Linked DNA regions of Homo sapiens: region 2 is linked to region 1. A link is a loop called in an ENCODE intact Hi-C map of the cell type or tissue named here. Cell type or tissue: heart right ventricle. All regions are shown on one strand. Each heading gives the region's core, and the rest is flanking DNA. Links, peaks and the distances in the headings are about the cores only.

Region 1 (8,339 bases), core at 40-8,039:
TGCCCGGCCTAGACTGTATTTCTTCAAAGATCACAGGCTGCTTATAAAAGTACCCTGCCTTCCCAATTGAGGTGATTTCTGACAGCTAATTACCAAAAGACATCACCGTCTTACGATAGCAACTCAACACAGAAAGTCTGATGGAAAGCCATTTTATTTTTCTCTAAATTTTAAAATAGAAGACTTTAATGGAAAACATTTAGTACCATCATGTCACCCTGAATGCCAGCAATACCTCGACTTTTACACACGCAGGAAGCCTAGTAAAAGCCCCGTCAGTAGTACACATTTCTCTATGGTCCTTCAACAGTTTTGCATATACAAAATTTTCTGCTATTTTGCTTTAGCAAACAGCAATAAACTTTTGTGTTTCCTATATGACACCTAATATCCAGTCCTACAGTAATATAGTTAGAAAAATAAAAGGCTTAAAAATTTCATAGTACGAGTTCATGGTGCTAATAACAGAATCTCTTTAAACATAAGATCATTTTAAGCCTCTTACATAACCACCTTCTGGTTTCATTTGAAATCCTTAAGAATTAAAATCTAGTAAGATTGTTAAATCAACGTACGTCAATCATTCATTTTCACTTGCCTTGGGAGAGTTAATTCCCACTGTCCACTGAATGAATGCCTTTCAAATATTAATAAATATATTACAGTATTTACAAGCATTCTTATACACTCCGACACTGACAGGGAGTTAAGCCATGGAGAGGGAAGCACAGGTTTCCCAATAGTGTGACTTCATGACGTATGGGACAAAAGGAACCGGTGCTCAGGCCTGGAGGGAGCTGAGATGAGAGCAGGGATGATGGTTCAGATACGCACACATGCTCTAAGACACATCAGACTCTAGCTGAGACCAGCCAGACATTTCTTTTGTTGTTGGATTAGAAGTAAAACTGAACAAGAAACCAGGACACGGAAGGAAGAACTGGAAGCTATGCCTAAAGTCAGACCAGGCTAAGGATTTTAAAACCAAGCTCCACAAGCTCTTAGTGAATTACCCTGTGGAAACTATGTAGCTGACGTGAAGTGTGGAGGGGGGTGGTAGAAAGGGGGGTTAAATGTAAGACTTTGTTTTGGCAACAAAAAATGATAGTAATTTGATTTCTACAACTTTAACTGTGCCATGTGCCCTTTCTTACCCCACTTTCTGCAGATTGTTTCATATGAACGTACCCTCCACGTGACCTCTTTAATGCACTTGGCAAACTCCGTTAATGCTGTTGAAGAATGTATGTTCTGTGCTGTGGTAAGAGGTGATCGTAATGCCCAAATCATCCAATACACTATCATAAAGTGAAGTGAAAGACATGTACTAGATGTTTGCTTTGTGAATGTGAATGAAAGTCTTATTTTGGGGGTGTAGTTTCTTATGTTTTAATAAAAACAGTAGTCATTATTTTAAAAAGCACATTCTCCTAGGTGCATATTTATATACATATACAAATACCATTTCCTTCCCCCTTGTGCCCTTCTGGGTAGTCATTTTAAAAACTCAAGCCTGGGGTCATCAAAAGGGGTAGATTTATACTCCCACCTAACTGTCTGGAGTATAGAGTTCAGATAGTCTCTTAGGAAGTTTTATAAATGAGATTCACCCAGTACAATTCTGAAAGCTCTTAAACAGGAGTCTTTAAAATAATGTAAACACTTAAGTAATCAATAAGGGTTCTCTGGTGGCCCACTTTTACATGCAAATACAGACCAACTGTTAACATGCATTATTTTAGTCAACTGGTAAAGTTTATTTCATAAGTATAAGTAATTTTAAGCCTTTTACTAAACTGTAAATTTCAATCCATTAAAAACTACTACCGGAGCAGTTTTGAGGTATTACTGTTAATTTAGTATAGAAATGTTACTGTATTTTGATGTGGTATGAAATGCAGCCGCCATGCCTTTCATGAAACGGTGCTATCGTGGTGCTGACTACAGACATGTCCTATGGCTTTCAGGAAATTATTGTGCATGTGCATTAACAGATTTTCCAAACATTAATGACAATTTGATTGGTTAGTCATTTGTAAGCATACCAAAATAATACAGTATAGCCCACGTATGAGCCAAACACACTGAGACATTTGAGGCATACAATGCTACCCTCCAGTCTACTTTCGTCAGAAACCAAACCTACTCACTCAAATCATTTACAAGGAAAACTAGTGCAGAAAGCACCCCAAAAATGTTGCCTGTCAGCAGGTTAATTTTCTTCTAACTTTAAAAGAAGTAGATATTTTTTCTTTTAAAATTCATTTATAAAAATAAATTTTAGTTTGAGACCCTAGGTACCAAATTGTGGCTTAATTTACTCAAGATGGATGTACTACAAAGTTATGAAAAATGTAGCTGAAAACCCATGAGCTCCAGCTCATTTCTGCAGCGTGGCCAACAGCTGCCACTGTACACTGTCACAACCCTTCTCATAGGTAACCAAAATACGCTCAACGTCTTGACAAACTTTTAGCCTTCCTTTGTCCTGAAACTCCCACACAACTTTAATTCTTAGACCTCCATTATAAAACTATTAGTAACCATAATACATTCAAGATAGAGAATGAAGACCTGTCATCCACTCAGGAGACACTGAACCAGGGCACTGGGACAACACGGCCACTCAGGGGAAATAGTCACCCTTGTGGGTGTACAGCTCTTCAGATGTTTTGCACTAGAATGCAGGCAAAAAGTCCCTTATGTAATTTTTATCTCCAAGCAACAACATTTAAAAATCAGTTGAAGAGTGTCAGCAGGTGCTTCTAGGTTCTGTGCTGTGAGCCCCCAGGTCGTGGAGTGTAGGGCTCTGGATCTCTCTGTACACGGGATAGAAACACAGTCACGTGGAAATGCCAATATGACTTACTGCTTAGGGCTGTGCTGACATCGGCATCTCTGTTAGACTGATTCTCGTAGGAGAAGCTTTTTTTTTTTGCCTTAGTCAGGAGATTATTCGAGGAACAGTAAAGAACTGAACTAAGGAAGTAGCTACTGGCTTCCAAAGCCACACACACACAAAAGTAAGTTTCAAACTGTTGTCCTCTCTCAGTGCAAACGAGCAATTGGCGGACCTGTCACGTTTCATCAATCGATACGAACACAGCATTCAGTCTGTGGAACAATGTGATGCGGCAAAAATCTGATCTAATGCAAATTCAAGCCCATTAAATAAAACCACAGAAAGGAGAGCCAGCCCGGCTCAGTGTCCTCGCGCACGGACGCTGACTCGTAGCACAAAAGCAGCTGAAAGGCACGAGGCTCAGATCTCACTGATCGTCCTCTCTGAAGGGCAGTACTCCGAGGGGCCTGGCGAGGACATGTAGAAAGACTGCGTTTTCCTTTTCAATCGGGCCCTTTTGTTGGCCAACACCAGACTGCGCCGGCTTGAACTGATGATTTCCGAAATGAACTTCTTGCAGTCCACACACACCTCCATGGTGCTCCAGTCCTCCATCAACTCTTTGGGAAACTGGAGTTCTTCATCTGATTTGTCCATAGACTTAGATTTTGAGGAGAACCTGGGGTGAAAACAAAACAGAAGCCCAGCATTGTTACTTATAGGTCTGCTGCAATATTAAGAAAATATGTATAAAAAAAAGTAAATTTGTTGTCAAAACATCATGGAATGGATGAGTGATTTAATCATATGTCCTTCTAAAAAAATTTCTTATTGGTGACAAGGCTAAAAAATATTACTTAGAAAAGAAAGTAGGAGGCCTAGTGCGGTGGCTCACGCCTGTAATCCCAGCACTTTGGGAGGCTGAGGCAGGCAGATCACCTGAGGTCAGGAGTTTGGCGAAACCCAGTCTCTACTAAAAAAAAAAAAAAAAAATAGCCAGGCATGGTGGTGGGCCCCTGTAATCCCCACTTCTCTGGAGGCTGAGGCGGGAGAATCGCTTGAACCCGGGAGGTGAAGGTTGCAGTGAGCTGAGATGGCACCACTGCACTCTAGCCAGGGTGACAAAAGCGAAACTCTGTCTCAAAAAACAAAAAAAGAAAAGGAAAGAAAGCAGAAAACATGTCTTATTAAGACAGGCACTGCCCAGACTATCGAACAATACAGTCAGGATGGCTAAAGGTGACCCCAAGAAACCAAAGGGCAAGATGTCTGCTTATGCCTTTTTGTGCAGACGTGCAGAGAAGAACATAAGAAGAAGAGCCCAGCGGTCTCTGTCAATTTTGCAGAATTTTCCAAGAAGTGCTCTGAGAGGTGGAAGACAATGTCTGGGAAAGAGAAGTCTAAATTTGATGAAATGGCAAAGGTGGATAAAGTACACTACCACTGGGAAATGAAGGATTATGGACCAGCTAAGGGAGGCAAGAAGAAGGATCCTAATGCCCCGAAAAAGCCACCGTCTGGATTCTTCCTGCTCTGTTCAGAATTCCACCCCAAGATCAAATTCATAAACCCTGGCATCTCTATTGGAGACATGGCAAAAAAGCTGGGTGAGATGCGGAATAACTTAAATGACAGTGAAAAGCAGCCTTACACCACTAAGGCGGCAAAGCTGAAGGAAAAGTATGAGAAGGATGTTTCTGACTATAAGTTGAAAGGAAAGTTTGATGGAGAAAAGGGTCCTGCTAAAGTTGCCCAGAAAAAGGTGGAAGAGGAAGATGAAGATGAACAAGATGAAAAGGAAGAAGGAGGGGAGGAGGAGGAGGAGGAGGAGGATGAATAAGAGACTGTCCATTTGAAAAAAAAAAAAGAAATAATACTAAAAACTCTTAACCACCCTTCTAGAATTCTTGAAAAATAGGGTATTCATCTGATTCCCAATGAACATTAGCTAACTGTAGATGGCAGGTCAGACTACGGGAAATTCAAGTAAATTTATCTTAATCCCATGACACATCCTAAAAACTAAATTTTGACTAGTTTTCTCATCATTTATGTATTTATCAAACAAGCTTCTCCCTCCCCAACAATTCCCTGTATTTGTGCGATTATTTATTGGGATTCCAAGGAGCTGGAGATAACCAGACCAACATCATAGTAAATATTTCCAGGAATGTCTGAGATAACCAGGAATCATCTACTTATTTACTATTTTAACTAAACCAAACAGGATATAAATGGGTAGTCTATAGTATGTTCAGAGTTAAGTATGGAAAACTGTAGCAGCTGTTATGTGCACTGCCTTGAGCTCACTGAAAATTCACACCCAGAGGTCTCAGAGGAGGCAGCCCAAGCACAGAGGCAGACGTTTCAGGCACAAGGTTCATGCTGGGCTCACAGCTTCCTCGCCTCGCTGTCCACAGAGCCAGGACATGTGGTTGGTAGATCAAAGCCCAGCCTCTCGGCCCTGCCAGCTTGAGGCTTGAGCTGGCCTACCTCCTTCCATCTTTCTTAAGGCCCAACACTAAACTTACCCTGCACTAAATGCAAAGGGACTGATACTGAGGTGATGTTTTTTCTTTTAAATTATTAGCTCTTGGCATAAAGCTTTATTTCTGCCTTTACAATAATAGTAAAGTCAGTCAAAGCTATGGCAGAACATTGTAAACAGGATTAAACAGATTCCTTTCAAAACTAGACAAGGAGGAAAGGATGAGACTGTTACATTCCAATTTTCAACTCCATTGAAAACAAGGTCAGTTTTAAAGATGACTCTTACAGGACACAGTAAAACAGTTATTTCTAAAGTAGAAAAAAATATAAACTCTGTGATGAAAGTATCTTTCAAGTAGCTAGCCATTATTCCTTGAAAAGTTACCTTTGGGGAAGTTTTGGAGATTTGTGTGTAAAACTGTATTAAAACCAACCAACAAACCAATAAAAACCCCTCGAGCCAAAACCCTAACACTCTACCACAGTCCTCAAGAGTAGAACTCTTCTTCTGCAAAGGATGGTTTGACAACCCAGGCCCCTTGCTCACCTGGCAATGCTCCGAAGTGGCCGATGATGGGCAGTGGAGGGTTTTTCTGACCTCATACTACTTTCCCCTCTTTGCAGAGCAGAAGGTCCCAATGAAAAGATAGGAAGAGTGGAGTATGGTTTGGAGGGCAGCCGCATCTATTATCCCAAATAAAACTGGCAATGAGCAGTACCGTTAAAGAGGCAGTCACTAAAAGGAACACAAGTATAAATGAACCAAGCTTAGCTTACCTTTTTGCAACACTGTGAGCACACCGGCCTGTAAACAAAATCATAAATGTTATTTGGCATGATACCAGGGGACGCAACTGGGAGTTAGAGAAGCCTATGGCAGTACAGTTGTAAGTTTCCACAATAAACTGCATAACTCTCCCTTCTTCTATTAGAATGTAACAAATTGACACACTGAATTGCCAAAAAGATAATCTACAGAACTTAACTCTTACACTGTCTCCTATAAAAGGATCAACTTACATGTGTTTGGAATTTTCTTATTTGTCTATCCAGGGATCACATGATAATCACATCTTATTTTTTTTCTGTTCAAACATGACATATTATTAGAATGATCTTAGTTATGTAAAAGAAGTAACATACAGAGAAACATTTTCTAGGTTCAATATCAAATAAATATTTGGCTCACTCTCTTAAGAAATCAATATTCCTAACCTACAAGGATAGCACAAGGTAACGTAACAGAGTGAGTCATTTCTAATTTTATTCCTGTTTAGAAAGATGGTGAAATAAGGAAGATAATTGGTATTTCTCTTACGACTGTTAAATTTATCTTTTCATCAATTACAAAATACCTTACCTCTTACAGAACTGACAGGTATAAGACCAAGTGAAGAAGGAAAACCTCCTGGTTCGGCAACAAAAGCAGAGCTAAAAAATACAAATTTAAGAGGAAAAAAAACATTGCCAACAGCAAATTTCCTAATATCCATGTTTGAATATGCTTTACATCTATATATAGGGGAAGCTGAACAGACAAGAGGAGGAAGACAATTCAGAAATCCTGTTTATAACAGCTGGCTCTGTGATGCTGATAATGTAGCTCTGTATTTAATTATAATTCTATTTTAAAAGGTAATAAAAGGCCACAGCTCTTAAGTGTCTCCTCATCATGGAAGGAATCTGCAGAAGGTTCTGAAAAACCCTCCTCTGTTTCTCAGATACATTTTTTTTTTTTTTTTATGAGATGGAGTCTCACTGTTTCGCCTAGGCTGGAGTGCAATGGCATGATCTTGGCTCACTGCAAGCTCCGCCTCCTGGGTTCACGCCATTCTCCTGCCTCAGCCTCCTGAGTAGCTGGGACTACAGGCACCTGCTACCAGGCCTGGCTAATTTTTTGGTATCTTTAGTAGAGATGGGGTTTCACTGTGTTAGCCAGGATGGTCTCGATCTCCTGACCTTGTGATCCGCCTGCCTAGGCCGCCCAAAGTGCTGGGATTACAGGCGTGAGCCACTGCACCCGGCCTTCTCAGATACATTTTCTTTACAGATCCTTTAAAAGTGTAATGACTAAATGCACACATGGCTTTTTTATTGAGACGGAGTCTCACTATGTCACCAGGCTGGAGTGCAGTGGCGCAATCTCAGCTCACTGCAACCTCCACCTCCTGGGTTCAAGCGATTCTCCCACCTCAGCCTCCCGAGTAGCTGGGATTACAGGCACGCACCACCATGCCCAGCTAATTTTTGCATTTTTAGTAGAGACAGGGTTTCACCATGTTGGCCAGGATGGTCTTGATATCCCAACCTCGTGATCTGCCCGCCTCAGCTTCCCGAAGTGCTGGGATTACAAGCATGAGCCACCATGCCTGGCCACATGCATGGTTTTAGGAAGACATATCGATATTTGTTATGGTTGCTTGAAAACCTTCCAGTTTTGATTTCTAAGGCAGAAACAAAAATGCCCCCTCTTGTGAACGAGACAGCACATGTACTGTCTACTAGGATATGAACATCACACATCCCAAATCCCCTCAAAGTCTGTGCCACCTGGCTAGCAGATAACTCTCCCAGGAGACTATGCATGGGACTGGCCATCCTTCTACTCTTCTGATCAATCAACTTTAAACAGCACTACCTTTCCTTTTTTCAAGGCGGTGTAGATGTCTTTATACTGTTGGTATTTTTCCAGCTCTGCCTTCACCAGGACCTGGCGAATATGCATCACTTCTTCCACAGTAAGAGCGAGGCATTCCACTGGGTAGCAGAATTCCTCCTGAAATTCAAAATGTCACGTGAATAAGAGATTCCTACCCCCTGTTCTGGAAGTGCAAAATTTCCCTTCAGATCAGACCCCTGATTAGTAGCTTCAGAGAAGAGAACAGGTTTCCCAATGACCACTGGGGCAGAGCTGGCTCCCTCTGGGGACCACATCATTTCCAATTACACTAAGACTAAAGATGGCAGAAAACATGTGGGGACCAAGTGATCTACTGAAATTTCCAAT
Region 2 (8,339 bases), core at 204-8,203, 45 kb after region 1:
AAAAGTGTCCCTGTTTGCAGATGACATGATCTTACAGATAGAAAACTCCATAAAAATTTTTTTCAATACACTAACAACAAAAAGACAATCCCATTGACAACAGCACCAAAAAGAATAAAATATCTAGGAGTAAATTTAATAAGGAGGTAAAAGACTTATATACAAAAACTATGAGACAGAAACAAATGGAAGAATAATATTCATGAATTGAAAGACTTACTGTTAACATGTGAATACTACCCAAAGCTATATACAGATCCAATAGAATCCCCAAGAAAATCCTAATGGTATTTTTTACAGAAGTAGAAGATAATCCTAAAATTCCTATGGAACCACAAAAGACAATGAATAGCCAATCAATCTTGAGAAAGAATAACAAAGCCAGAGACATCACACTTTCTGATCTTACAATATATTATAAAGTTACAATAACAAAAACAGCATGGTACTGGCAAACAACAGTGGAACAGAACAAAGAGTCCAGAAATGAACCCACACATATACAGTCAACTGATCTTTTTTTTTTCTTTCTTTCTTTCCATGGAATCTTGGTTCACCCAGGCTAGAGTGGAGTGGTGCAATCACAGCTCACTACAGCCTTGATCTCCTGGGCTCAAGTGATCCACTCTGAAGCTTTGTCACCAGAAAGTACATTTAATTATTTCAACCCATGAGAGTACTCTGTACAGCCCAGTGCTGTACTAGGGACACAACAACGAACAAGACAGACATGGGCCCTGTCATCACGAAGGTCACACAACAGAAGGGTCAGGATTAAACAAGGAAAATCAATATGGAATGGTGGAAGAATTCAAGACTGGAAGCAGGAGGACAATCAGTGCTGCTGCGACAGATGACAGCCTCGGCTGGGATAGTGGCTGCTGGGCTGAGAAGAGTAGAAGATTAAAAAGATCCAGAGGAAGTAAAATCAACAGGGGTTGGCCATCGGGTAAGAGTCAAAGATTATGTTAAGGTTTCTACATTGGGAAAACAAAATGCAATGGTTTGGGGAGAGACAGGATGAGTTCACTTGTGGAAATATTGGGTTTGTCTTGCTTGTAGGATATGATAAGGCTCTATCTAGCAGACAGCTGGACGTATGAGTCTGCATTTTTACAGATCTGCAATGTAGACTGTGAGCTGGAAGGTAGTCAGAAACAAAAACCATGGAAGAGGGTATGGTTGCTTAGGGAGAACAGAAGCCAGGATAGAAACTTTGAAGTCCAAGAGTCTGAAAAAGGCAGAAGAAGAGATCAGAGGAGAAAACTAGCAGAGTGGGGGTCACAAAACCAGATCCTTTCCTGTTAAGGTACCACTATAGACCGTTTTCGTAAAGGCAGTTTCTCTGGATTCTTTGGGCATTTTTAGTCTTACAAACTGAAAGACAGTCGTATAAATAAAAATGTTTACAGACATCTTATAATATGGCCTTCCTATAAATCAAAATCAATATGTGCTTGTAGTATACACTAAAAAATAAAAAATAATAACTGTAAAGGAAGTTTAGAAATAAGTTAAGTAATATCCGGTAATAACATGCTTTCATGACATAATATTACGGGTATCTTTAAACCCATAATAAACAAACATAAGGTAAAACTGTACATCTATCATCTATATTTTTAAAATATAATACGTTATCTTTGTATATGCAATACAATTTATAAAGTATTTTTTTACCATAATCCTATTTAATTCTTACATAAAACTCATAATGTAGGTTAAGAGGAACTTTTATCCCCCTTCTGCCAATGAAGAAAATGATGCTCAGAGAGGTAAAGAGACTTTCCTAAAACCTCAGCCTAGAGACTGGCAGAGCTCTTTCAATTACGGCACGATGTTCTCATATAGTTCAGTATTAGATAGGCGGAAGGATTTCCCACCCTATAAATTTCAAGTAAGTGTGAGGGGGTATGTATATGAGAGAGTGAGAGGGGGTATGTATACGAGAGAGTGAGAGGGAGAACAAGTGAGTGAGATACAGAGAAATGAACAAGGAATGAGAACTCTTTACTTTCATGGGGCTGGGTGTATAAAGATCCTTTTCCCAGGGGATGACTCTAGACTGAGTACAGGAAGCAGTGGACTCACCTAATCTGCTACGTCTAATCTCCTCTGGTGATACAGGCCGCAGCTTTCTTTCTGCTTTAATTTCTTCTAATATTCTTTCATGGAGGCTCCGTGGCCGTGGTGGAGTTGGTTTCAGTTTTCTGGCTGAGACCTTGAAAGTAAGAAAAATGGCTAAAGACTTCAGTAATTAAGTAATTTTTACTGAAGTCTAGTCATACAGTACAGTATTATAAATTACATTTCATTGACTGGAACACTGCTTGATAAAAGATTACTTTCAAGTCATTAAATATTAAGGTTCCTAAAGCAATAGGGAGATTACTGGATATCAGAGTGATTTGGTTATACATTCTCAAATTGTATTTTATTGCTTACAGGAGGGGTCTCACTCTGTTGCCCAGGCTGGAGTGCAGTGGTGCAATCTCAGCTCACTGCAACCTCTGCCTCCCGGGTTCAAGCGATTCTCGTGCCTCAGCCTCCCGAGTAGCTGGGATTACAGGCGTGTGCCAACATGCCTGGCTAATTTTTGTATTTTTAGTAGAGATGGGGTTTCACCAAGTTGGTCAGGCTGGTCTCGATCTCCTGATCTCAAGTGATCCACCCTCCTCAGTCTCCCAAAGTGCTGGGATTACAGGCATGAGCCGCTGCACCTGGCTACACTTTGAATGTCTAAGCTCAAGGGGTCCTTCTGCCTGAGCCTCCCAAGTGGTTGGGATTCCAGGCGCATGCCACTGAGCCTGGCTTGCTCAACTAATTTTAAGCAGTTATAATTATGTTCCCTATATGCTAGCGTGATAGGTAATCAGTTGCAATGCAGGTTATTACTACTGTTCTTTTTTTTGTGTTTTTGTTTTGTTTTGTTTTTTGTTTTTGAGACAGGGTCTTGCTCTGTCACCCAGGCTGGAGTGCAGTGGCACGATCATGGCTCACTGTGGTCTTGACCTCCTGTGCTGAAGTGATCCGTCTACCTCAGCCTCCTGAGTAGCTGGGACAACAAGTGTATGCCACTGCACACGGCTAATTTTTTTTTCTTTAATTTCTTTGTAGAGAGAGGGTCTCTCTATGTTGCCCAGGCTGGTTTTGAATTCCCGGGCCCAAGCAATCTTCCCATCCTGGCCTTCCAAAGTGTGGGGATTACAGGTGTGAGCCACCTCCCAAGTGCTGTGAACACCCCGCTCTACTGTTTTTAAAACTAACATTTTTTAGTAACCACCCATAACCTTCTTAGATTGTTATTATCTTCATTTTATAATTGAGGAAATAAAGGCTCTGGGAGGCTGATTAGCTCCCTCAGAGATACGTGGCTGCTAAATTGTGGAGCCAGTGTTCAAGTCCAGGTTCACATGGTCCATGCTCCTTCTGTTCTACCATGACCTACCATCCTACCATGACCACTCTGGCCTGGGAGACACAGTGAGACTGTGTCTCAGAAACAAAAATAATATAATTTACAGCTGGGCTTCATCTTCAGAGTAAAAAGCTCAGAGAAAAAACCTCGGCCGGGCACGGTGGCTCACGCCTGTAATCCCAGCACTTTGGGAGGCCGAGGTGGGCGGATCACGAGGTCAGGAAATCAAGATCATCCTGGCTAACACGGTGAAACCCCGTCTCTACTAAAAAAAAAAAAATACAAAAAAAATTAGCCGGGCATGGTGGCAGGCGCCTGTAGTCCCAGCTACTTGGTAGGCTGAGGCAGGAGAATGGTGTGAACCCGGGAGGTGGAGCTTGCAGTGAGCCGAGATCGCGCCACTGCACTCCAGCCTGGGCGACAGAGTGAGACTCCATCTCAAAAAAAAAAAAAAAAAAATACAAAAAAAAACAAACCCATCTCTACTGAAAATACAAAAAAATTAGCCAGGCGTGGTGGCAGGTGCCTGTAGTCCCAGCTACTCGGGAGGCTGAGGCAGGAGAATGGCGTGAACCCAGGAGGCGGAGCTTGCAGTGAGCCGAGATTGCATCACCGCACTCCAGCCTGGGCGACAAAGTGAGACTCTGTCTCAAAAAAAAAAAAAAAAAACCCTCCTAGGTAGCCCTCTTTGCCTTCTTTAAAAAAGATTTATAAAAAGGATCATTAATTATGCTTTAGTTGTATACAAACTGAGAAATACTATTCACTTTCTAGTTACTTTATGTACACTGTTTTGAGAGGCTTTGGTGAGCACTGGCTATTGAGCCGGGTAAAAAAGAAATAAGGAACAGAAGAAACACAAACCAATGTTCCAACAGATTAGAATATTCTGAGTCTATGGTTGCTAGAAAGAACTCTGTTAACAGAGGAACATGATAATTAACATAGAAATGGATGTACAGCAGGTGGATTTATTATAAAATATGTCAATATGACAATTTAATCAAGGAGGGGTAGGTTGCATCCTATAGTAAACTGGAAGGACAATCCATAACAGGACTATCCAGTAATATATTTAGCTGTTATCTAGGAGGTATATGACCAGATTTTGCACCATGACCCAGGTTGTTTTGAGTAAAAGTATCCTAAGACAGCCTTGTATTAAATAATTTTAAGATTTTTCAGTGACTTAAGAATATAATTTACAAGGCCAGCTGTAGTGGCTCATGTCTGTAATCCCAACACTTCAGGAGGCTGAAGTGGGAGGACTGCTTGAGGCCAGGAGTTTGAGACCAGCGTGGGCAACATGGCAAAACCACATCTCCACAAAAAATTTAAAAAGTTAGCCTGGGCATGGTGGTGCACACCTGTGGTCCCAGCTACTTGGGAGGCTGAGGTGGGAGGATCACTTGAGTCCCAGGGGTCACTCCAGCCTGGGTGACACAGTGAAACTCTGTCTTAAAAACAAAAAATATAATTTACAGCTGGGCTTCATCTTCAGAGTAAAAAGCTCAGAGGAAAAACCACCTAGGAAAGCTGAGTTCTAGAGATGACACCCTAGAGTAGAATAATTCATTATGATATCTCCAATCTAGAGAACTATGTCGAATTACATACTGGATTTAAAGGAGGTCTGGATCTGATGAAGTCGAGGATGATTTCATGAGCACTCTTTTTTAACCGAGGGGGAATATCACCATTCACCTAAAAGGAGACAAAAAGCAGAAGATTCATGTGACTATATAAGACTATCATGAATTTCTGGGTATAGCTGTTATCTCAAATATGCCATAAAATTAGTGAAGTGTAATTACCAAGGATACATTTCAAATCAATAAAGTGGGGAGTAAATGGCTGAGTGATTCAGAGGAAAGACTGTGAAATTGAAGAAAATCCAAGTTTACTTTAATTCTATCACTTTGTGAAATTTCAACAAAAAGTTTCTAAAATTATGAATGTAAATGGAATAAATAATACTTGAACTTATTCAGTATTTTATGATTTAAAAAACTTTTTACCTCTTATTTTCCTCCTTGTAAAAAAAACCTAGGTAGGCCGGGAGCAGTGGCTCACGCATGTAATCCCAGCACTTTGGGAGGCCGAGGCAGGCGGAACCCCTGAGGTAGGGAGTTAGAGACCAGCCTGGCCAACATGGTGAAACCCTGTCTCTACTAAAAATACAAAAATTAGGCTGGGTGTGGTGGCTCACGTCTGTAATCCCAGCACTTCGGGAGGCCGAGACGGGCTGATCACAAGGTCAGGAGATCGAGACCATCTTGGCTAACACGGTGAAACCCTGTCTCTACTAAAAATACAAAAAATTAGCCGGGCGTGGTGGCGGGCACCTGTAGTCCCAGCTACTCAGGAGGCTGAGGCAGGAGAATGGCATGAACCCAGGAGGCGGAGCTTGCAGTGAGCTGAGATCACATCACTGCACTCCAGTCTGGGTGACAAAGCAAGACTCCGTCTCAAAAAAAAGAAAAATAAATAAATAAAAATAAAAATACAAAAATACAAAAATTAGCCAGGCATGGCAGCAGGCGCCTGTAATTCCAGCTACTTGGGAAGCTGAGGCAGGAGACTCGCTTGAACCTAGGAGGAGGAGGTTGCAGTGAGCCGAGATCACGCTACTGCACTCCAGCCTAGGCAACAGAGCAAGACTCTGTCGCAAAACAACAACAACAACAAAACAAACAACAACAAAAAAACCCCACAAAAACCTAGGTAATAGAAAAAAACCAGGGATAAGATTCACATTTTGTAAATAAAACTAAAGCACAGAGCAGAGGATATCTGCCTCCATCCACAAAACTTTTAAGTAGAAGAGCTATTGTGGAGGACCAGTCTGTCTCTGATTCTACTCTAATGTCCTCTCTTTTTAATGCAATGTGTTAAAAACAATTTTTTTTAGAAATTTTTTTTTTAAACCCAGAAAACCACAAGAAGCAACAACTTAAATTCCCATTCTGACCACTTAGAAGGCACAGTCATGACCAGTTTGTCCTGTTTGTTTCCTGGTCTTGTTTGACAAAATAGAACCTCAATGGCCACTCCTATGCCCTGTCCCTTCCCCAGACGTGACCACATATTGAGTTCAGAGTGTGTGGCAAGCCTGCTGGGGCCTACTCAACATCCACTCTCCTCTTCCTCCCTATGCTAGTCCTCCCTCTCCCCCAGTCCTGAATGAGGGCAGGATGGCCCAGAGCAAGCTTCAGGAATAACTGCTGCTGCTTGAGCCAAGCCAGGCATATGACTGCTAGTTTAAGGAGGGTGATCGAGAAGCAGAACCAGTGGCCTAACCTGGCACCACCCACTACTTGTGGATTTCATATTATGTAGATTAAAAAAAACCTTATTTCATAAAACAGTTTAATCAGACTTTTCTATTACTCACTAGTCTACTACTGAATAACATGTATCTTTCTGGCTAATTTTCACATGCTTTCTTTGTATCCTAAGAGCAGGAATGAGAATGGATTAACTGAGGCCAACCCTATACGTTCCATTCCCAAAACAAGCACATTAACTGTAGTCTCCTCAGTAGTCAGAAGCTGTATCCTGGGTCCCAATTACAGATGTGGGACAATGCTCCTGAGGGAGGCAGCAGGCCATTATGGACCTAAGTCAGTACGGGTGGAGGAAGCTCCCTTATCCAAATGCTTGGGACTAGAGTGTTTCAGATTTTTCAATATTTACATTATACTTATCAAAAAATCTGAAATGTTCCAATGAGAATGTCTTTTGAGTATCATACTGGCCCTCAAAAAGTTTGCTGGAGCACTTCAGATGTCCAGGTTTGTGACGCTAAACCTGTATAAGGATAAGTGGTTGTGTGAAAACCATTTTGCTGCTGGGTCAGTTAAATTATTTTCCTGTAAGTAAACAAGCTCTCTGAAGCAAAATGAGAAATGATTCCTGGATGAACACAAATAGTAGATGCTTAAATAAATAAGATCAGTTATAGAAATTTGGTATTATTTTTGAGCAACAATGCCTTAAACAAGCAAAAAACTTTTTTGTATTTTACTTAGTAGAGATGGGGTTTCACCATGTTGGCCAGGCTGGTCTTGAACTCCTGACCTCAGGTGATCCGTCCACCTCGGCCTCCTAAAGTGCTGGGATTTCAGGTGTGAGTCTGGGCGCCCGGCCCAACAAAAAACTTCTAACACATAAAATGATCTCCTCTGAAAAATTTAAAACGTCTACCCTGTACTCAATCTTGTTTCTGAAATAATTTTCTTTTTTTGCGACACGGGCTTGTTCTATGACCCAGGTTGGAGTGCAGTGGCGTGATCACAGCTCACTGCCGTCTTGACCTCCCAGGCTCAAGCGATCCCTCCACCTCAGCCTCCTGAGTAGCTGGGACTACAGGTGTGAACCACCATCCCCAGCTAGTTTTTAATTTTTTGTAGAATTGGGGGTCTATGTTGCCTAGGCTGGTCTTGAATGTTCAGACTCAAGCGATCCTAGCACTTGGCCTTCCAGTGTTGGGATTACAGGTGTAATCCCAACTGCACCCTGCCCATTTATTTATTTATTTATTTTTATGGAGATGGGGTCTCACTAAGTTGCCCAGGCTACTCTCAAACTCCTGGGCTCAAGCAATCTTCCTGCCTTGGCCTCCCACAAAGGGTTGGATTGCAGGCATGAGCCACTGTGTCTGGCCTTTTATTTTTATCTTAAATAAAACAGAACCATTAATGATGACATAAGACCACAGCTAATAATCTACAAAACCAAGTTATAGTTTAGTGACTGATATTGGTCCCCTAATGAAATTTCAAGAAGTGTGAGGTTAGGGCCAAACATCCTTCTTTGCATGTTGATACCTAGTTGTCCCAATATCAATTGGTGAAGAGACCTATTCTTTCTCTATTTAATGGTCTCGGCACCCTTGTTGTAAATGGATTGAACATAGGTG

Evidence for each region. A loop is a pair of places that touch in the nucleus more often than their neighbours do. Peaks named below come from ENCODE experiments on the same cell type or tissue, not always from the same donor. Only the 100,000 strongest peaks of a DNase experiment are listed, where the experiment ranks them.
Region 2: a loop joins it to region 1, with 2.0 times the contacts of the local background. A loop is called at or near these places in 3 of 110 quality-filtered maps.

The regions. Positions count from the first base shown.
Region 1 is chr18:12,446,376-12,454,714 of GRCh38, forward strand. SPIRE1 (spire type actin nucleation factor 1) reads right to left here. Exons shown (of 17, transcript NM_001128626.2): 13 at 7,971-8,108; 14 at 6,693-6,763; 15 at 6,110-6,137; 16 at 5,880-6,016; 17 at 137-3,521. The coding sequence ends at 3,263. LOC105371998 (a long non-coding RNA gene) reads left to right here. Exons shown (of 6, transcript NR_136514.1): 6 at 1,169-1,423. It also overlaps the pseudogene HMGB3P28. Among named protein-coding and RNA genes, the nearest start is that of PRELID3A, 43 kb to the left of the region's middle. In heart right ventricle, for the core only: no CTCF peak of the experiment used is centred there; a DNase peak (open chromatin) is centred at 3,256.
Region 2 is chr18:12,490,981-12,499,319 of GRCh38, forward strand. It overlaps SPIRE1 (spire type actin nucleation factor 1), which reads right to left. Exons shown (of 17, transcript NM_001128626.2): 7 at 5,036-5,122; 8 at 2,092-2,221. Among named protein-coding and RNA genes, the nearest start is that of PRELID3A, 87 kb to the left of the region's middle. RefSeq lists a silencer at 3,459-3,658. In heart right ventricle, for the core only: no CTCF peak of the experiment used is centred there; no DNase peak of the experiment used is centred there.